Regions from separate parts of the Homo sapiens genome. Here regions 1, 2, 3, 5, 6 and 7 are each linked to region 4. Evidence: chromatin contacts called from ENCODE Hi-C or POLR2A ChIA-PET data. All regions are on one chromosome and are shown on one strand. Each heading gives the region's core, a stretch centred on a gene start or an enhancer-like site at or near the end of the contact. The rest is flanking DNA. Distances are from core to core; before and after follow the strand shown.

Evidence for each region. A loop is a pair of places that touch in the nucleus more often than their neighbours do. ChIA-PET counts read pairs that join two places held with the same protein, here RNA polymerase II (POLR2A). Pooled maps may share reads with other maps.
Region 1: a loop to region 4 is called in a map of B cell, with 3 times the contacts of the local background. The contact joins the promoter of SMIM14 here to the promoter of TMEM156 in region 4. A Hi-C loop is called at or near these places in 4 of 168 maps with a recorded cell type or tissue (B cell, GM12878, ascending aorta and 1 more), 4 of 37 single-sample maps with no recorded cell type and 16 of 50 pooled maps. POLR2A ChIA-PET finds 5 or more read pairs at or near these places in 2 of 52 experiments (T-cell and activated B cell).
Region 2: a map with no recorded cell type shows a loop between it and region 4 (25-fold over the local background). The contact joins the enhancer-like site here to the promoter of TMEM156 in region 4. A Hi-C loop is called at or near these places in 1 of 168 maps with a recorded cell type or tissue (naive thymus-derived CD4-positive, alpha-beta T cell), 6 of 37 single-sample maps with no recorded cell type and 11 of 50 pooled maps. POLR2A ChIA-PET finds 5 or more read pairs at or near these places in 4 of 52 experiments (BJ, H1, activated CD4-positive, alpha-beta T cell and 1 more).
Region 3: a loop to region 4 is called in a pooled map, with 6 times the contacts of the local background. The contact joins the promoter of UBE2K here to the promoter of TMEM156 in region 4. A Hi-C loop is called at or near these places in 11 of 50 pooled maps. POLR2A ChIA-PET finds 5 or more read pairs at or near these places in 2 of 52 experiments (OCI-LY7 and naive thymus-derived CD4-positive, alpha-beta T cell).
Region 5: a pooled map shows a loop between it and region 4 (5-fold over the local background). The contact joins the promoter of PDS5A here to the promoter of TMEM156 in region 4. A Hi-C loop is called at or near these places in 3 of 168 maps with a recorded cell type or tissue (B cell, ascending aorta and sigmoid colon) and 14 of 50 pooled maps.
Region 6: a loop to region 4 is called in a pooled map, with 4 times the contacts of the local background. The contact joins the enhancer-like site here to the promoter of TMEM156 in region 4. A Hi-C loop is called at or near these places in 5 of 50 pooled maps. POLR2A ChIA-PET finds 5 or more read pairs at or near these places in 2 of 52 experiments (GM12878 and activated T-cell).
Region 7: a map with no recorded cell type shows a loop between it and region 4 (23-fold over the local background). The contact joins the enhancer-like site here to the promoter of TMEM156 in region 4. A Hi-C loop is called at or near these places in 2 of 168 maps with a recorded cell type or tissue (CD4-positive, alpha-beta memory T cell and gastrocnemius medialis), 15 of 37 single-sample maps with no recorded cell type and 14 of 50 pooled maps. POLR2A ChIA-PET finds 5 or more read pairs at or near these places in 4 of 52 experiments (GM12878, IMR-90, T-cell and 1 more).

The regions. Positions count from the first base shown.
Region 1 is chr4:39,637,541-39,640,249 of GRCh38, forward strand. It overlaps SMIM14 (small integral membrane protein 14), which reads right to left and starts at 1,325. Exons shown (of 5, transcript NM_174921.3): 1 at 1,199-1,325. It overlaps SMIM14-DT (SMIM14 divergent transcript), which reads left to right and starts at 1,600. Exons shown (of 6, transcript NR_183845.1): 1 at 1,600-1,754. RefSeq lists an enhancer at 1,267-1,984.
Region 2 is chr4:38,127,847-38,130,546 of GRCh38, forward strand. The region is part of intron 20 of TBC1D1 (TBC1 domain family member 1); the gene reads left to right. Among named protein-coding and RNA genes, the nearest start is that of PTTG2, 170 kb to the left of the region's middle. RefSeq lists enhancers at 307-1,160, 881-1,040, 1,121-1,540, 1,161-2,013. Within about 2 kb of position 1,450, at least 13 of the 41 ENCODE cell types and tissues checked have a DNase peak (open chromatin) inside an H3K27ac peak, as active enhancers do.
Region 3 is chr4:39,696,828-39,699,527 of GRCh38, forward strand. It overlaps UBE2K (ubiquitin conjugating enzyme E2 K), which reads left to right and starts at 1,309. Exons shown (of 7, transcript NM_005339.5): 1 at 1,309-1,563. The coding sequence starts at 1,501. RefSeq lists an enhancer at 863-922 and a silencer at 1,003-1,292.
Region 4 is chr4:39,030,962-39,033,661 of GRCh38, forward strand. It overlaps TMEM156 (transmembrane protein 156), which reads right to left and starts at 1,448. Exons shown (of 7, transcript NM_024943.3): 1 at 1,265-1,448. The coding sequence starts at 1,352.
Region 5 is chr4:39,976,569-39,979,268 of GRCh38, forward strand. It overlaps PDS5A (PDS5 cohesin associated factor A), which reads right to left and starts at 1,343. Exons shown (of 33, transcript NM_001100399.2): 1 at 889-1,343; 2 at 1-49. The coding sequence starts at 9. RefSeq lists an enhancer at 1-590 and silencers at 128-877, 928-1,567.
Region 6 is chr4:38,077,836-38,080,540 of GRCh38, forward strand. All of the region lies in intron 14 of TBC1D1 (TBC1 domain family member 1), which reads left to right. Among named protein-coding and RNA genes, the nearest start is that of PTTG2, 120 kb to the left of the region's middle. RefSeq lists enhancers at 948-1,117, 1,218-1,327. Within about 2 kb of position 1,361, at least 3 of the 41 ENCODE cell types and tissues checked have a DNase peak (open chromatin) inside an H3K27ac peak, as active enhancers do.
Region 7 is chr4:38,305,143-38,307,842 of GRCh38, forward strand. No RefSeq gene overlaps it. Among named protein-coding and RNA genes, the nearest start is that of LINC02513, 60 kb to the right of the region's middle. Within about 2 kb of position 1,434, at least 3 of the 41 ENCODE cell types and tissues checked have a DNase peak (open chromatin) inside an H3K27ac peak, as active enhancers do; they include GM12878, where a contact is called at or near this core.

The DNA.
Region 1 (2,709 bases), core at 75-2,574, 610 kb after region 4:
GAAACACCTCAATTAATGAGTTCTCGGGGGTGAAGCGGTGTTCTTAAACACCACGTTGGAAAAAAAAAAAAAGTTAGGACAAAAAGGTTTGGTTTTCTGGTCGCAGTGCTGTCGACGGCCGCGGAGAGCGGCAAGTTCGGAGCAGGCTACACTAAAGGAATCTGCGCGGCCAGCCACCCTAAGTGGAAGGGAATGCAAAGCCTCCTGCAACCTCCACAGCGCTGGGCAGCAAGAATGCCTCCTAAGCGTCCCAACACTCCAACACCTGGAAGGTCTTACGCTTTCCAAGTTATAATATGTACAGCTGCTGTTTCTGACAATAACACACACAAACTGGAAGGTCTCTTCTGCAAATGTAGCTATTACGTGTGTGAAGCTCATCCGACTCTCTCGATGCAAAAGTAACACATTCTATTAAGGCCACAGCCTCGGTTTTGCCAACTGGGGCAACTGAAAACATCCTACCGACTCTCTACAGCTAGCAAACCATCTCGGCTAAAATCCTGGCACATATAAACAGCCACTTTGGTGAAGTCTGCCTTTAAACAGCAACACGGGACTTCGGGTAGAGCCGGTAACCAGTTTATCACACACTATTAGTTCCAATAAAGGGTGCTGCTACCTCTTTACTGTCAGCCTTGGTTCCACTTACTGAGCAAACAGAAAAAGGGGATCCTTTAAATTCGCGACACAATAGGAGCTAAAAAGCTCTCGCTTTCAGGGTGTCAGCTTTCTCGTCTCACTTATCACAACAAAGGACGCATCCTAGTGACTTCACCGTACCCAGAAAGGGCTGAGGGAGACGGTAAACAAGATAGTGTGGATTTCAGGATTTGTGAGTTTTTCCTTCCAGCTACGACTCTCTTTTTACTCCATGATACGCCTCCACCCGTCGACAATCTGATCCTAAAAATAAAACCACCCGTGGCTACCTTGCCCTTGCCTGCAAAGCCCCGACTCTGACATCCTGCAGAGAATACCCAATTGCAGGCTCTTCGCGGGGGACGCGGGCTCGGCAGCAGCGGAGCTTCTCCCGGTGCAGAATCGCCAGCCCGGCCGAGGAAACGCCAAGCCCGAGAAACAGCCCTGTTCTGCCGCAGCCGCCGCAGTCCCCGAGAGCCTGAGGAGCCCCCAGGAAAAACTGGGGCGAGGGGAGGGTGAGCCAGCAAACGCTGGTGGGAGAGGGGGAGACACTCACCCGCCCAGACAACAACCGATGGGGCGGGGAGGATGGGGGCCGGGACCGAGGCTCGGCAGAAAGACCGCCTGGAGCTTCCAGAAGGCTGCGGCTGCTCCGGACGCTGCTGCCACTGCCGTTTCTGGCCGCCGGCTTCCTCCCCCTCCTCTGTTTTGATTCGAGTGACCACGTCACTCTTAGCCACAAGACCCGGATCTGCCGGCTCCCGCGGGCGGCGGCGCAACAGATTGCAGCGCCTGGAGACTCCAGCTGCCCCGCCTGCCGAGCATGCGCATGCCCAGCGCCTGCCCTGTGCGTCCCGGGAAGCCGGGCGGGAGCCTGCGGCTTCGGACGCCTACGACACGCTGTGCGTGGGGGCGCGGAGTGCGGGGGATGTAGTTCCGGTTGGGAGGGGCGTGGCTGAGGACTGTGAAGCAATCGGGGCGAGGCCGGGTGTCTGTTCAACTCTCCCGCGTATCGTCTGTTTCTTCGGCGGCGGACAGTGTTCTGTAATGTGTCTCCCGTTGCCCGAGCTAAAGGTTTTCCTCGACGGAGTCTTTAGAATACCGTGGTAGAGGTAGACGCGGTTACAAATTGATGTCTGTTGAGACAGTCTACCCCTGTAAAGTGTTTTTGGTTACTCAGGCCCGGATGGAAATTGGAGATGGGGATTACAAAAATACATCAAATGTGGCTGTTATTGATTCCCTTTACCTTAACATTTTTGCACCGGAAACGACCAAAATTAAGTTCAACAGGAATATTAATAAAAGGAATATGTAGTCGGGCTTGGTGACTCATGCCTGTAATCCCAGCACTTCAGGAGGCAGAGGTGGGCGGATCACTTGAGGTCAGGAGTCCGAGACCAGCCTGGCCGACATGGTGAAACCCCATCTCCACTAAAAACACAAAAATTAGCCGGGCATGGTGGTGCCCGCTTGTAGTCCCAGCTACTCGGGAGGCTGAGGTGGAAGAATCGCTTGAACCCGGGAGGCGGAGGTTGCAGTGAGCCGAGATCGCGCCACTGCACTCCAGCCTGGGTGATAGTGAGACTTTGTCTCAAACTAAATAATTAAAGATATGTGACCAAAGATGACTTGCTGGTCAGGAGATAATGGGGAAGTAGGAGGGAATGCTGTGGCTAGGCAGCCAGCCAGCCCAAGTCTTAGTTGCTTTGGTTGTAGAGCTGGAATAAGAGTGCTGCTTTTACCCAATCTTCCTTTTAGAGCAAGTTGGTGCTTCCTATTCTCCCATTCTAGTCTCTGAGTCTCCCCGCTAAATTTTGGGGGCCCTGGAAATTTCCCAATTTGGCAAAATGCAGAACTATATTGTTTTCTTAGGTCCTTCAGTTGGCAAGCTTTAATTAAAATGGGACAAGTGGCGAAGTAAAAGTGAATCCCAAACAAAGATTTTACGAAAGTGCCTCTCTGCCAGTCTTGACGGAGAGGTGAAAGCTGCAAGCTTTCTTACTCAGATTTGATGACCTTTTCACTTACCCAGACTTCCACCTCAGCAATTTGGTTAATTACCCC
Region 2 (2,700 bases), core at 200-2,699, 900 kb before region 4:
AGATGACCTAAGATCGGCTGGCAGACATTTTCCAAAGAAGGCCAGGCAGTATATATTTTAGGCTTCACGGGTCATAACGTCACAACTACTCACCTCTGCGACAGCTACTCACCTCGGCCTTTGCAGCACAAACAATCCATGACAGCATGTAAGGGGATGATGGGTCATGTTGCAAAAATCTTTATTTTAAAAACTGTGCAGCGTGATGGGCTTGGTCCACAGGTGGTGGTTTGCTGATCCCTGAACTAAAGGATCACAGCATGTGAGAAGGTACAGGAATGAGAGCAGAGAGCAATTCTCAGAACCTGAGGTGTTCAACATTTTGGGGGTATCGGGAGCACAAAAATTTGCATTTAGGGCCCGGGTTTTTATCAGTGGTCCTTATAGAAAGTAGATCTACCCGCATCTCTCCCCTCTTTCCCTCTGGTGTTTCTATCTGAACTTGACATCTGAGTGTTCTCTGTCAGGCTTTCTGCTTTCCTACTGCCCCCTCCCATCCAGAGGGTGCTGTAGTCTTAAGTTCTACACAGAAAGCAGACATGGGGTCCAGCATGATTCCTCTGCAGCCTTAGAGATCCCCCAGGCCCAAATCTTGGGGGTCTTCAGAGTAGATGTAATGGATGCTTCCATTGCAGATGGTGGAGCATACTGCCCTGTGTACAGATGGGGTGGGGCAGGAAGTGAGGGCATCTGGGTGGTCCTCTGTGATAGCTGTGGTTCCATTTCATTAAATGCCTTCCCTGTATAGATAGTCTCAGCCTGAGCAACTGGGACACAGCTGGATCCTGGGTGGAAGAGGTGGCCAAGGACAGGGCTCTGGAGCTCTGGCTCAATGTGGACAGGCTGAAAGCAGCCAGAGAGGGCAATTCCAAAGGTGACAGAGCCCAGGACAGAAGACCAAGGGTGTCTGAAGCCTTTGTGGCAGTGTACTTACCAAAGGACCTGTCCATTGAATAAACCATCTACATCTTCTGACCCAAGAAGAATGGAAACTTTGGGAATAATTAGTAACAAAGGAAAGGAGGTCAGTGTTGTATTCTTGTCACAGTGGGTGCTCTGTGGCTGTGAAGTCTCAGCTCAGTTTAAGGAAGAAAAAGAGGAAGGGTGGCTGTGGGAGGCAGGGCAAATAGCCTATTTTCAGCATCCTTTAGGCTCCACTCAGAGCATGGCCTCAGCCCAGCATTGTCATCATATCATGTCAGAGCTTGTTAGAAACTCAGCATCTGGGGCCACACCCGAGACCTGCTGAATCAGAATCTGCATTTCAGTGAGATCACCAGGGGATTCACATACACACAAACAGCTGAGAAACCCTGCTGTGGGCAACTCTGTTAGAAACACAATGAACAAAGGAGCCCCTGTTCCAGTTGAGCTTGTAGGTTAGAAACCAGGGTTCCTGTATTCAGAAGACACACCTCAAATCAGGGGCAAAGGTGCCTCTTCTGCCTGTGGGGGAGCCGTCACTTCTTGGGCAGTTTGCACCGTGGAAAAGGAGTAGTTTTGTACGAGGACAACTGGTGCCATACCAGGAGGGTGGGGCGTGGCGGGGAGAAGTGGTTTACCACTGGCGTTGTTGAAAATTGCTCACATGCAGTGGTAATAACAAGCAGAGGGACTTTTAGTGGGTTTGATGTTTTTTGTAATTCACTACAGATAGTGTGTGCCCCCTTGTTGCTGATACCAGGCCGACTGTTCCCACTCTCCAGCCCTTGGTATGACAATGGGACCAGCAGATTGGAGGGCAGGGGGTTAGGAAGGCGGAAGCTCTGTGGCGAGTTCTGCAAACCATCAGGGTTCATGACTTTATTAATCAGTGTCCATGGACTGTGAAGAGAAATGCTGAGTCTACAATAGCAAATGAGCCAAGAACATAAACAGACAATTCACCGAAGAGGAGATATCTAGTAAACAAATATCTGGGAAAGTATTTGGCTTCATGTGTAATTTAAACTTATGTAACATATAATGCTTTACTCTACTAGATAATAGAAAGACATTTCTTGATGCCAGTACCCAGCACCAAGGGTATACTGTATGCAGAACATTAGCATGTTGCTGATGGCAGTGCACATTGATTAGTGGCTGTTGGGAGACAATTTGGCGAAACATATCCCAAGCCAGTAAAATATTCATACCCTTTGACTCAGTCATCCCGTTTCTTGGAATGTATCCTCAGGAAATAATCCAAAATATGAGGGAAGCCATATGTATAAGGTTATTCTCCTAGACTTGTCACTTATAATAACAGAAACTTGGAACTAGATGTCTAACACTTGATGACTGGATTAATATGATGATGGTAGGTTGAGCTGGTAGAATATCATGAAGCCAGTTATATATAGCGACATGAAAAAGCTCTTATTTGATACAATGTTAAGTAAAGGAAAAGTGGGATAGGAAATTTTATGTTGGTTATGTTTAGAACTAGAAAAACATGCTTTTAGGAAATAGGAAATATAGCTAGATATAAAAGTTGTATTTGGTGATTTTTCTTTTATTTTTCAAGCTTCCAATAATGTAGCTCTATTGCTTCAGTAACTTAAAATAGTTTTATCTTTTCGGCAAAACATCGAAAGTATGGAAATAGTCATTCCTACTTTGGCAAACAGAAGAGAAATTTTCTTCAGTACCAAAATTCTGGAACTTGACTGAAAACTATGAAGAACCTAAGAGCCAGGATGACAGGAAGGCTCTAGATCC
Region 3 (2,700 bases), core at 59-2,558, 670 kb after region 4:
CCACTTTCAAACTTACTTTCCACTTAAAATATTTTATACTTTTTGTTTTGTTTTGTTTTGTTTGAGACAGAATCTTGCACTGTGGCCCAGGCTGGAGTGCAGTGGCGCGATCTCGCTCACTGCAACCTCCGACCCCCAGGTTCAAGCGATGTTCCTGCCTCAGCCTCCAGAATAGCTGGGATTACAGGTGCCTGCCACCACACCTGGCTGATTTTTGTATTTTTAGTAGAGATGGGGTTTCACCATGTTGGCCAGACTGGTCTCGGACTCCTGACCTCAAGCGATCCGCCGCGCCAGCAAAAACGTTTTAGTCTTATCTGTACTCATTTACTCATTCAATATTTATTGAGTGCCTACTATCACCAGGCACCTTTGAGGCCTAGGTTTACAGAAATAAGGCTCCCCCTCCCCCACCCCGAGTCCCCTGAAGGGTACTGTAATTGTTTCCATTTCTCCAATTTTCACTTTAATATATGTGAATTTTCACATGCTTCATTCAGTTCAGTGGTTCTCATAATGTGGTCCCGGAACCAGCACCAACAGCAGCAGCAACTGGGAGACTTGTTAGAAGCGCAGTCTTAGGCCCACCCTACACTCTAGGGATGGGCATAGGAGTGTGTGTGTGTGTGTGTGTGTGTGTGTGTGAGAGAGAGAGAGAGAGAGAGAGAGAGATTGTGTGTGTGTGTCAAGCTCGGTATTAAATAGGTCAAAGAGCAACATCTGGCTTCTAAACCCACCCTCAGGCCTCTCCACCGAGTACCTGTCTCAAACCCAATCTGATCCAACAATAACCAGCCTTAATTCAATAATCTGTGCTACCTGAGATGATGGGAATAATCGTGGTACTATAAATGTTGCAGAACAAAAACGACTGCAGTAGATTTTCTGGGGCTACACCAACTGAAAATGGGCCGGACCGAGATCCGGGAGAGCGTTTTCCTGCGCTAGACACGGCGTTCAGCCTCCGGGTTCCGGGTCTAGCTGAGTCAGGGCGGCGTTCCAGCCGAGTGCGGCGTCGGAAACCCGTTCGGTTGCGCCCGAACCTTCGGTCAGAGGCCAGCGCTGGAAGCCCAGACCACAGCACCCGGGTTTAAACAGGAGCGGAGGCGCCGGGAAGGGCCGGGGGGGCCGGCTAGGGCCGGCCAGCTTGGAAGCCGCACCCTCGCGGCCCCAGACGCCGGCAGGGCGGAGCCACGCGGCCGCAGCCCCAGCCGAGACGCGAGCTCGTGGCTCGGGCGTATGGGGGCTCCAACGGGAGCGGCTGCGCCGCCCGGCCGGGTCAACGTCGTGCGCATGCGCCGACCCGGCGCCATTTTGGTGGCCGGGCGCGGAGGTGATTCCACACTGAGGCGAGCGCGGCGGCCGGGGTGGTAGTGGCAGTGTTCGTGTGCTCAGGTCTGAATCGCCGAGGGAGGAGGCGGTGGAGGAAGAGGTGGCGGCGGTGGCGGTGGTCGTAGCGGTGGCGGAGGAGGCGGGTACGAATCAGCTGCGGGCGGAGACATGGCCAACATCGCGGTGCAGCGAATCAAGCGGGAGTTCAAGGAGGTGCTGAAGAGCGAGGAGGTCAGAAATGAACTCCCGGATATCCCCCACCTCTGCCTGGGGCGGGAGGGTCCTCCCAGCTGCGACCCCGATATCCCCGGTAGTCCCTGGGTGGTCCTCCTTGCGGCCGCCCTTCTGCCTGTGAGGAAGCAGCAGTGTTCCCCTCCTCCTTCCGCCGCCTTCCCCTCCCCTCCCAGAGCGCTAGGATGGACGGTCTCGCGGGCGGGTGGTCTGGGGTGGAACATGGTTTGGGGAGGTGATGGACAGGGGGCAACTCCTCGGAGGGATGGAAGCTCACAAGAGAACCCGAGGCGGTGGCCGCAGCTGGAAATGTGGCTGTGGGGTGGGGAGGGAGCAGGCCGAGCCTGAGAAAACCCGGGAAGTGGGTTGGGGGAAGGGGAAAGGTGGTAACTGGATCCCAAGAGCAGTGCTGCTCGAAGGCCCACACTTTTGAGGGTATTCGGGGTTATTGCCTGTCAGGCCTTCACTGTTCTTTTCTTGGGGAAGGAGCAGTGAGTCCTTAGGTATTGATTAAAAAGGAAGGACATTCAGAGTTAGTCCTTCTTAGTTGGGTGTTAGGAGTCAAAGGGAGACATAATAGAATACTGTCTTATTTGGTGGCAGGGGTAAGGGAATTTTCACCTGAGTTAGCAAGTTAATTCCAAATAAGATAATTATCTCTTTTCCACTTAACCCCCAAATTCCTAGGCCTCATCTTTATTGACATCTCAATCTTTTGAGTGGGCAAAGGCAAGGTGTTTGGTGTATTAAAGACATGTAAATATTTTTAGTTAGGAAACAAATAATGGAATGTATGAGTAGCTTATTTCAAAATATTGTTTACAAGTTACAGATCAGAGAGACTGTCTTAAGACAGTGCCTCTGTGACTCGTGTTGTGCCACGAAACTTCATTATGATGTCCCTCATAGTTAACTTGATTCTTACTTTTGAAAAGCAGACCTATTAAAAATGTGAAATTTCACCAGATTAATACATTGTTTCATCTCCTTATTGAGATTTATCACGACTTAACAGATTTTCAAAAAAGTTGCCTCCCGTTGCTCTTAAGTCCTGCAGAATTTAGATACATTTGTACTACGTTTATTTATGTAAGATATTCACAGTGCTCTAGTAATTTGACTCAAAATTATGCAAGT
Region 4 (2,700 bases), core at 198-2,697:
AGCAAAAATATTTTTAACTCGCTACTTAGCATCATGTAAATGCAACATCAAATAATCACTGAAATATGTCATCAAATATAATTAGCAAAAATATTTTTATCTGGCTATTTAGCATTACATATATGCAACAATAAATATTCATTGCAGCAAATAATCAAATATGAGTTTTTCTCTGATTTTAATCAAATTCATATAAAGACTATTTAATGATAGAATACAGCCTTTTCTTTTCACCTTTTCTTCTTATTAAATGCTAGGGAGCACAATTACCATTTGAACCTCACATTAATAAATTTTCAAGTCCTTTGCTAACATCAAAATAGTTTAAATTTATACCTATTTATTTTCCTAATCTAGGTTTCAGCAATTATATCACAATTTTCTGAAACGTTCACAAAGTTAATTTTGTTCCATTTTTCTCCAGTTACAAATACATACACATACATCTGTTTAAATTTCCACTCACCTTATTTTGATTGTATTTTCAAAATATATAAACGCTTTTTCTTGTCAAAAGGTGACGGTAAGTTATCTGTGTGAAATAGTTGTAGTAAAGGGAATTCTAGCATTTTTAACACAATAAATATCACTTTCTTCATTAAAGAATTCCAAAATGTAAAAAGCATACTTAAAGCTGCTTTGGGCCAGGCACAGTGGCACAAGCCTGTAATCTCAGCATTTTGGGAGGCCGAGGTGGGTGGATCACAAGGTCAGGAGTTCAAGACCAGTTTGGCCAACATGGTGAAACCGTGTCTCTACTAAAAATACAAAAATTAGCCAGGCATGGTGGTGGGCGCCTGTAATCCCAGCTACTCGGAGGCTGAGGCAGGAGAATTGCTTGAATCCGGCAGGCAGAGGTTGCAGTGAGCCAAGATTAGGCCATTGCACTCCAGCCTGAGCGACAGAGACTCCATCTCAAAAAAAAAAAATAAAAAATAAAAAAATAAAAAAAAACTGCTTTGAAGAAAGTGTTTCAAAGAGCAAAATCATGATGCAATTATTGTAATCTCAATGTCTGAAATCTAGACTACAGATTTTAAATATTTTCATTTTTAGGTATGCTATGATAATTAAGTACTATGAATTAGGTTACTGTACTATATAACAGTCAACTAAAATTGCAATCTTGTTTTATTAGTTTTTCAGATCTAGAACTTCAGCCTATGCAGCATGTGTCCAAAAAGAGGATCTTTTCTGTAACCACTAGCTGACACTAATTTTTTTAAATTAAGAAAGGAAAGCTAGATTACAATTATATACTCACCTTTCGGTGTCTTGAAATATTCCGGCAAAATTAAAATGAATGTGATCACTATTGCCACAAATAATTTAAGGAGGGCTGTTTTTGTCATGTCTCTTCACATGACACAAATGTGTTCCCTTGCAGTACATTCATGGTATGTTGCTTCCTGCTTTAAGTTTATCTCTGCAGCACTTTAGGTTAATGCAGTTCACCTCATACTCACTTCCTTTTGAGTAAGACTTAAAAAAAAAAAAAGGTCTTGAACTGAGACTTCACTTTTGAGTCACTTCCCATTAAAAAAAAAAACTACCCCCCAAATAAGCACTTTCAGACCATTTATTTGTCTTTCTAAGCAAGAAAGGTAAATAAATGATCTCAAGAAGCAAGGGGATCTTCTCCCCACCCAATTTATAAATATAAACCCACAGTATACTCACAAAAATAAAACGGTGGGCTGGGCGAAGTGGCTCACATCTGTAATCCCAGCACTTTGGGAGGCCAAGGCAGAAGGATCACTTGAGTTCAGGAGTTTGAGTCCAGACTGGTCAATAGAGCAAGCCCTCCTCTCTACAAAAATAATTTTAATATAGCTAGGTGTGGTGGTGCACTCCTGTAGTCCCAGCTACTCAGGAAGCTGAGGATCACTTGAACCCAGAAATTTGAGACTGCAGTGAGCCATGACAGGCCACTGCACTCCAGCCTGGGTGACAGAGTGAGATCCCTTCTCAAGAGAGAAAGAAATAAAAGGGTGAATGTCAGTCATGTCTAGGTTGCATGCACATGACTCATTCATTTACTTATTAAATGATTGTCGATCCTGTTTGGTGCCAGGTGCTGTGCTGAATTCTGGTGTTCAGAAAATAGTACATCTAGAAGATAGAAACATTTTAACCATTGCCAATTTAAAAGGAAAAAAAAGTATTGTTTAATTTGCATTTGTTTGGTTGACAGTAATTCTAAAGATTTTTAATATTTGCTGGCAATTTGAATTTCTTTTGTTAATTGCATGTTCATGTCTTTTATTGCAGCATTTATATCCTTCCTGTTGATCTATAAGACTTTTTTCTCTATTGGGAATATGAAATCTTTGCATATGTTTTGCAAACATTTTTCCCAGGTTGTCATTTGCCTTTTCATTTTGTATATGGTGGGAGTTTTTCCACCCAACTATTTTGTAACAGAGTATAAAACACGTACCTAAAAGTTTTATGCAGAGAAACACAGTTCTTCATTGTATTTCTAATATTACACGAAATAATGTATAGTTTATCAATTTAATCATTTATTCTTTTGTTTTTGTTTTTTGTTTTTTGAAACGGAGTCTCAATCTGTCTCCAGGCTGGAGTGCAGTGGTGCAATCTTGGCTCACTGCAACCTCTGCCTCCCAGATCCAAGTGATCCTCCTGCCTCAGCCTCCTGAGTAGCTGAGACTACAGGCATGCACCACCACGCCCAGC
Region 5 (2,700 bases), core at 93-2,592, 950 kb after region 4:
GAAGTCCATCCTGGGGGACAACTTTTGGTTCACAGTCCTCTACCGGCCTCTATCGGTCAGAAAACCAAAGTTCAGCGGGAAAGGGGCGACTTTGTAACCTCTTTTTTCATTTCAAATCTCTCTAATCTGGAAAAGGCCCTGTCTCCCCAGAGGCCGGGGACCCGGCAGCGGCCTCGCCACCCGCTCTTTCCCAGGGATCGAACCCCGCCGGCCCCGCCAACCCGGCCCTGCCAGCCCCAGGCTCACGGGGCTCCTCCGCACCAGCCGCCGTGGCCGCCGAACAGCGCCAGGAGTTTCCCATTCCGCCTTTCACAATGAAATCCACCCCCGAGCACCAGGGTCCGAAGTTTGGCGGCCCCGGGAGGCCGGCAAGGACCCCAAGGCCCCCGCTCGGCGGTGGGGAAGCACCCAGTCCCGCCCGGCCAGTCCCCTCCGGGAAACCAGACCCGAGGCCTATAGGGCTCGGCTTAGGCCGCAAAACTAGGGACCCAGCGGACCCACGCGCAGCGGCGGCTGCCGGGAACAAAACGCCCTTGCCCAGCCGAGCCTCGGACCCGGGGTAGTCCCCGCCGCGCTGCCACCCCTCCCCTGTTCCGCTCCCTCACCCCCGCGGGAGGGGAAAACAAGCCGCCCTCCACCCTCAGCCCCACGCCAGGAAGCGGCTGACGCGCCTCCGCACTTCACATTTTGTTCCTTCAACTTCGGCTGAGGGACCCCAGCTGCTTCTCTGGCCCCCGGCCGCTTGGCGCCTCCGGCACCGCCGAGGCCTTCCCGGCACCCTCGGGCGGCCCCACCGGGCCTCGGACCCGCGGCCCCCCCCTCCAGTCTCCCCTTCCGTCCCCTCCCTCCAGCAGCCTAGGGCGGGAGCCGAGCCGCCGCCGCCTTTACCTCCTCCTCATGCGGGCGGAAGGTGCATCGAGCGCCCGGGCCTCTGTCAGGTGGTTGCGCCGCCGCCCCTAGTCGGGCTGCACACAAAGCGGCTCCGCGGGTCCCGCCGCCGCCGCCGCCGCCGCCCGCCCGCCCGGGAGCGGCGCTGGGGCTGGCGGTGCCGAGGAGGAGCAGCCGCCGCGGGGGGAGACGCGGGGCGAGTGAGCGCTGGGCGGGGAGACAGTGCCGCTCTCCGTCTGGCCGAGGAAGAGCAGCCTCGAAGGCTCCTCCGGGAGTGTGTGCGCTTGTGTCCGTCCGGGACCCCCGCGGCCCGCCCGCACGCACCTCGCGCCGGCCCGGACCGCCGACTCGGACCCGGACGCCCCTCGCAGAGGCGCGCGCCCGGCCGTCCGTGCCCCGGGAGCCGGGGCCTCGCGCACACACCGGCCGGTCACGCGAGCGGCGCGAGAGCACGCGAGAGCAGCGCGCGCTCCTCGCTCCCTCCCCTTCCTCCGCCGGCCGTGCATCCGCCTCCCTCGGGCCCGAGGCGGCCGCGCGCAGGGCGGACAGCGCCGCCACCCGGTTGGCGCCAATACCTGCCGCGCGGGGCGCCTCCCGGAGGACCCGACCGGAGAGGGCGAGAGGAGGAGGAGCCCGGGTGGCGGGAAGCGAGCCCAGGTTCCCGCGGCCTTGCGAGGGCACGCAGGGCAAACAGTGCTTTATCTTTCGCAGCGGCGATGAGCTGGTGACTTTTGGGGGTCATCCTGAGGGACATAGACGAAACTGGTTGGGAGGTAGTTAATTGCTCGGTGAAAATGAACTGATTTCCTCCTCAGGGAGAGATCTGCAAAGTCAAGGAAAGTTGTGCAATGGGGCGCAGCGTGAGCGGCTCACTCTCGGGTCTTCTGACAGCCACCCGAGTTGCCCACCCTCCTTAGATTTCTGAAGTTAATATTTTGAAAGCTGCAAAACATGAAAATAGCATTGGGTCGAGTCGTTCTCAAGGTATGGTCTTTGGGCCACCAGGCCTCACAATCACTTTGGGTACTGGCTGAAAACGTAGGTTTCCAACTCCAAAGATTAAAAAACATAAAAATATATGTTTTTTTAACGTAAAAATATATATGAACATAAAACATATAAAAATATAACATATAAAATAAAACACTAAAAAATATAAAAATATACATAAACATAAAAATCTCTGAGAGTGGAACCCAGAAATAAGCATTTATTAATTGGGTGGGTGATTCTTGTAAATAAGGAAGAGCTCATTTTTTAAAAATGTTTTAAACCTACCAAGCATTAACGTTTTCTGTCATCCAAAGGAAAACCACTATCAGGTAAAAACAGTGCACGCAGCAGTGTTTGAGCAATTTAATGTATGTAATTGAAACAAATTAACGCAAGAACATACACTTACCTATTTAAAAAAAATCAAGAGCATACACAAAATTTCCGAAGAGAAAGTTGAAAAAAGGATACGATAATATGAAATCACATTCAGCTCTTGAAACTGACCACTACCATAGTTTAAAATGATATTCGATTGTTTATTCAAATTATTCTTGATGGGTACCCATTGGTCTATTTTTTTCCCACATCCTTTAACGTCAACTTAAAAATAGTAAAGGTACTGCATTTCAGCTCACTGACTTGTTTTTGACGTATTACACAAGAGCAGTCATTGCGAATCTGACACTCCACAGTTGCTGATTTGCTAGAACTCTGCCCAAAAGTCAATGCTTTGTTCTTGGGCATTTACAGTACCAGGCAGAATCCATTTAAAAGTGTCCTCATCCAAACTATTAAGTGGACCAAAAGCTGCTCTCT
Region 6 (2,705 bases), core at 111-2,610, 950 kb before region 4:
AAGCACATGTTATGCGTCACCCTGGGTTGGTGCAGTGGAACTGGGGTGGGTTGGAAGTAGTATTCTAAATCTGCTTCCTGCGATGGGGTAGGTCAGGTTGTCCTGTGTTGACAAGGAAGAAGTCTGGGTGAGGAAGCGGGATGAAAGCAGACCAGACGCTAGAGTCCACTTTCAAGTCCGATCCCAGGACCTGGCTTAAAGTTAAAGAACAGCAAAGATGAAAGGTGCCGCACAGCAGCACAGGTCGGTGGCCACGTTAATGACATAGAAAGCAAGTGCTGTGAATTCAAAAGAAAGGACAGCTCTGAGCCAGAGTACTTGGTGACTTTGCTCAAACAAATCCCTTTCTGGCACCCCCAGGCCTTCCCTCCCGCTTCAAAAAAATTCTGAATTGTGCCAATCCATTGAGGCTCAGCTCAAGGCCATCCCATGCCTTTCCATCGTAATAAAGCCTTGTTTCCTGGGCTTTAAACATATTCCTTTTTTCTTAGGTACAGATTGAACTTTTTTAAAAGGGAAGTTGTCAGAGGCTCTGTAAAACGTTAAATCAAACCTGCTTTGTTTTAGGGATGGGGTAGCTTGGAATCAGATTTGCTCCTGCTATGGACTGAACATTTGTGTCCCCCCAAAATTCCTATGTTGAAGCCCTAATGCACAGTGTTATGGTGTTTGAAGGGAGGCCCTTGGGAGGTGATTAAGTTTAGATGAGATTGTGTGAGTGAAGCCCTCATGAATGGGATTACTGTCATCCCAAAAAGAGGTAGAGACCCCAGAGCTTCCTCTCTCTTCACCCTGTGAGGATACAGCAAGAAGGAAGCTCTCTGCAAGTCAGGAAGAGAGAGGGCTCTCACTAGAATACACTTGTACTGCCACCCTGATCTTGGACTTCCCCTCCAGAACTGTGAGAAACAAATGTGTGTTGTTTAAGCCACCCAGTCCCTATGATTTTATTAGAGCAGCCCGAGCTCCATTCTCCACTCCCTGGCTTCCTGCATGGACTTTGCAACCAGAGCTTCACGGGGTATAGTTTAATAGCTGTTTCTCTGTAACATAGCCACTTTTCTCTTTCCAGGTCTAGTTTTGACCCTCATAACACTTTGTTAGGGGAGATTTGAGGGTGAGGAAGTTGGCTTGCTTTTCTTTTCACCATGTCTCAGTAGAAACAGAAGCAGAAAGGCCCTGAGATACTGAGCCCACCTTTCTCAGCAGGGTGTGACAGCCCGGAGTACCCTGGGCTGAGGAGGCCAGGGCTGGAGGGGAGGCTCCCACGGTGGAGGGGTTGAAAGCTGGGTTGTAATGAGCTGCTTTTCTGTAGATGCCTAAATGATGTGGGTTGAGAAATCGTGATCTTAGCTTTTAGTAGTATATTTTTCTGTTTATGTTAGGTGAGTCATCAGTCTGTCTCTGACTATGTTCAGATCTGGAAGTTTTCTGGAAGGAAATTTGTTATTGCTGTAATAGTGTAGGTTGTTGATCTGGATTAGCAGGGAGCGGCCCCTTAATACATTCTTAAGAAAATGGTATTTAGTTCAGTCTTTGGCTTTGAACTTTGCCTTTGACAAAGATGAAAGTGCGACTTGACTGGTGTTTGAAAAACATGGTGATATGGCCAGGTGTGGTGGCTCATGCCTGTATCCCAGCACGTTGGGAGGCCGAGGCGGGCAGATCACCTGAGATCAGGAGTTCGACACCTGACTTGGTCAACGTGGTGAAACCTCATCTCTACTTAAAATACAAAAAAATTAGCCAGGTGTGGTGGTGTGCACCCATAATTGCAGCTACTTGGGAGGCTGAGGCAAGGGAATCACTTGAACCCTGGAAGGCGGAGGTTGCAATGAGCCAAGATTGTGCCATTGCAGTCCAGCCTGGGCAACAAGAGCGAGACTCCATCTCAAAAAAAAAAAGCAAGTTATATTACATTTTAAAACTCTATTTAATGGTCAGGTCATCCATCCATAATGGGTAGAGTCATTGCTTAATTAATTTAAAACAATGTATTTAAAAGGTACCTTTGTTCCCTAGTGTCACATAACGTGAAATATCCAATTAAGGTAACTGTAATGTAAAGTAAGTGGCTAAAAAAGTGCTGAACGCCAAAGGCCAGAGATTCAACCTTTTGTGTGCATTAGAATTTCCCAATTGTTCAAATCCAGGTTGCTGGATCTACCCCAGAGTTTTTGATCCAGTAGGTTTGGGGTGGGACCAAGAATTTGCATTTCTAACAAGCTCCCAGGTGGTGTTGAGGCTGAAGCTCGTGTGGGGACCACATTTTGAGAACTTCTCCCGTAGACTGAACTCATGGTCTAGGTTCTGTCAGCTGTGACCCCTGTGCTGCTGGAGGGAGTGGTCAGATGTCCTGACCTCTGTGCCCACAGTGAGGTCCAAGCTGAGTAGGTTTGACCAGCAGCTGTAATCACAGAGTGAACAATGTAAACGACCAATGTTGGGTGGTCTGACATCTTTTAAAAAAAATCCACGTGGATGAGATCACAGGGTTAAGTGTGGGCAGCAGTCAGGGTAACTCCATGTGGTTACTGCCCATGCACTCTCTGCTGTTTTTCACCTCTTCTTCAGAGTGTGGTCAGGATGGTGGCCTTGCCCAGCACAGGAGGCCCTTTTCCTTCTGACCACCTGACCTGACCCACCTCTTAGCATCTGCAGGCACTCCCTGTCCCTTCGCTGGGCCCCGTGGGGAACTACTTGCA
Region 7 (2,700 bases), core at 184-2,683, 730 kb before region 4:
TTGGGTCCGCATTGCCTTTATGAGCTGTAACACTCACTGCGAAGGTCTGCAGCTTCACTCCTGAGGCCAGTGAGACCAGGAACCCACCGGGAGGAATGAACAACTCTGGACGGGAGGAATGAACAACTCCAGAGGTGCTGCCTTAAGCGCTGTAACACTCACTGCGAAGGTCTGCAGCTTCACTCCTGAAGCCAGCAAGACCACAAACCCACCAGAAGGAAGAAACTCCGAACATGTCCGAACATCAGAATGAACAAACTCTGGACACACCATCTTTAAGAACTGTAACACTCACCGCGAGGGTCCATGGCTTCATTCTTGAAGTCAGTGAGACCAAGAACCCACCAATTCCGGACGCAAATGTACTAGTATGAGGGACATCATTACATTTAAGGAGCCTGGGAACACGGTTCTCAGGCTTTCGGTTTGGTTGTTCTGCACAATTTTTTTTTTTTTTTTGAGACAGAGTCTCACTCTGTCACCCAGGCTGGAGTGCAGTGGCACGATCTTGGCTCACTGCAAGCTCTGCCTCCCAGGTTCACACCATTCTCCTGCCTCAGCCTCCCAAGTAGCTGGGACTACAGGCACCTGACACCGCACTCAGCTAATCTGGTTTTTGTATTTTTATTAGAGATGGGGTTTCACCGTGTTAGCCAGGTTGGTCTTGATCTCCTGACCTCATGATCCACCCGCCTCGGCCTCCCAAAGTGCTGGGATTACAGGCGTGAGCCACCACCCCTGGCCTCTTCTGCACAATTTTTTAAGTGGGGGGACTCTTTTGAAAGGACTTCAGGCTGAGACTTCTGAAAGCATGTAGTGAAGGGCTGAGGGACAAGACCAGAAGGTGGGGCCTAGCCAAGGCTTTGTACTCGCATTCTTACACTCTCCTGCCATTGTCCCTGTGATGAAATGAGCTTCATACATATAGTTTGCTTGAAAATACACCTCATGGGCCAGGTGCAGTGGCTCATGCCTGTAATACCAACACTCAAGCCTTTGGAAGGCTGAGGCAGGTGGATCACTTTGAGGTCAGGAGTTCGAGACCAGCCTGGGCAACATGGTGAAACCCTGTCTCTACTAAAAACACAAAAATTAGCCAGACATGGTGGCACATTCCTATAATCCCAGCTACTTGGGAGTCTGAGGCAGGAGAATCGCTGGAACCCAGGAGGTGGAGGTTGCAGCGAGCCGAGATCACACCACTGCATTCCAGCCTGGGCGACAGAGTGAGACTCCATCTCAAAAAATGTTAAAAAGAAAAGAAAAAACACCCCATGAAGTGTCCTATGATCAAATTTCTGAGACAGAGGAGAGATATGGCATGCTCCATTGTGATTAAAAAAAACGTGGCTTGTAACCTTGGCTTCTCCATCTGTCAAGTGATGACAATCAATGCAGCAATAACTGCACACCTCTCTCACTTCCTCTCTCTTGATCAAGGAAGACTGTGAGAATTAAGAGTTGATCAGAAAGCAAAGTAACAATGATATGTTACAGAGGAGTGAGCTTGCAATGAGATCTGTGAAATTTGGCAAAGCACAGGAAGTGTCCAATTCAGCTAGATTGGATTGGTGCTAAGGCAGTTTGAGCTTGAGGTTGTCCAGAATCCTTTCTGCTAACGAATGCCAACTACAAGGGGAATCCCTGCCTCACCGTTTGCATATAGATTTAGGAGGAAATGCAGATTTGCTCATTTGGTTTCTGTGCAATTTTAGAGTCAAAATGAAACTAGAATGTGAATATTAGAGTATGTGAACCTTCTTAGTATAAAGCTGGATTCCCCTCTGACTTCTGTAGCATTTAGGAAATTGTGCCTTATAATAGCAGCAATCAATAATACATTGTCCTTTCATCAAGTAACAACAATGACTGCTGATGCTCAGATCCTAGTGTTCTGTAGAATCTAGCAACCCATTGTTTGGATACAAGGGTGCATGAATTAACAATATTCACTGCTCATTTTCTTTGTGTTTGCATTCTAGTCTTCTGGAAATGGATTTACTAAAAAAATACTTTCCAAAAAATGAAGTGTTGATTTTTTTTCTTTGTCAGGTAAGAGCCATAATACATGTTCATCATTTTTAAAAAATTGGAATAGGGCCGGGTGCAGTGGCTCGCGCCTGTAATCTCAGCTCTCTGGGAGGCCTGGGCAACATGGAGAGACTGTCTCTACAAAAAATTTAGAAATCAAGTGGGTGTTGTGGCAGGCACCTGTAGTCCCAGCTACTTGGGAGGCTGAGGCAGGAGGATCTCTTGAGCCCAGGAGTTTGAGGTTGCAATGAGCCATGATTGCATCACTGCACTCCAGCCTCGGTGACAGAGAAAGACCCTGCCAGAAAAAAAAAAAAAAAAAAGATGAGAAGGAAGACTATGCAACCCAAACACAATCATTGTTGACTTGTATACAATAGAGTCCCTTAACTCATCTCCACTTAAGGAAACCACTAGATTAATGGATACAACCTCTATTCTATCTGCAAAGTCCTCAGTAGGCTCAAGATGTGACACTGGCATTCTCACAGTGCATCTAAACACATCTCCCACCAGTTGCATGGTCTACTTACCAGGAGTCAGTTTTGTTTGTTCCCAGATGTGTTTATAAAGTTTGCAGTGAAAAAAATATGTAATTAGGAATTATGTAAATGGATGAAAATATAGCAAAGAACATTCTCCCCACCATCACCAAATGCTGTCAGATTA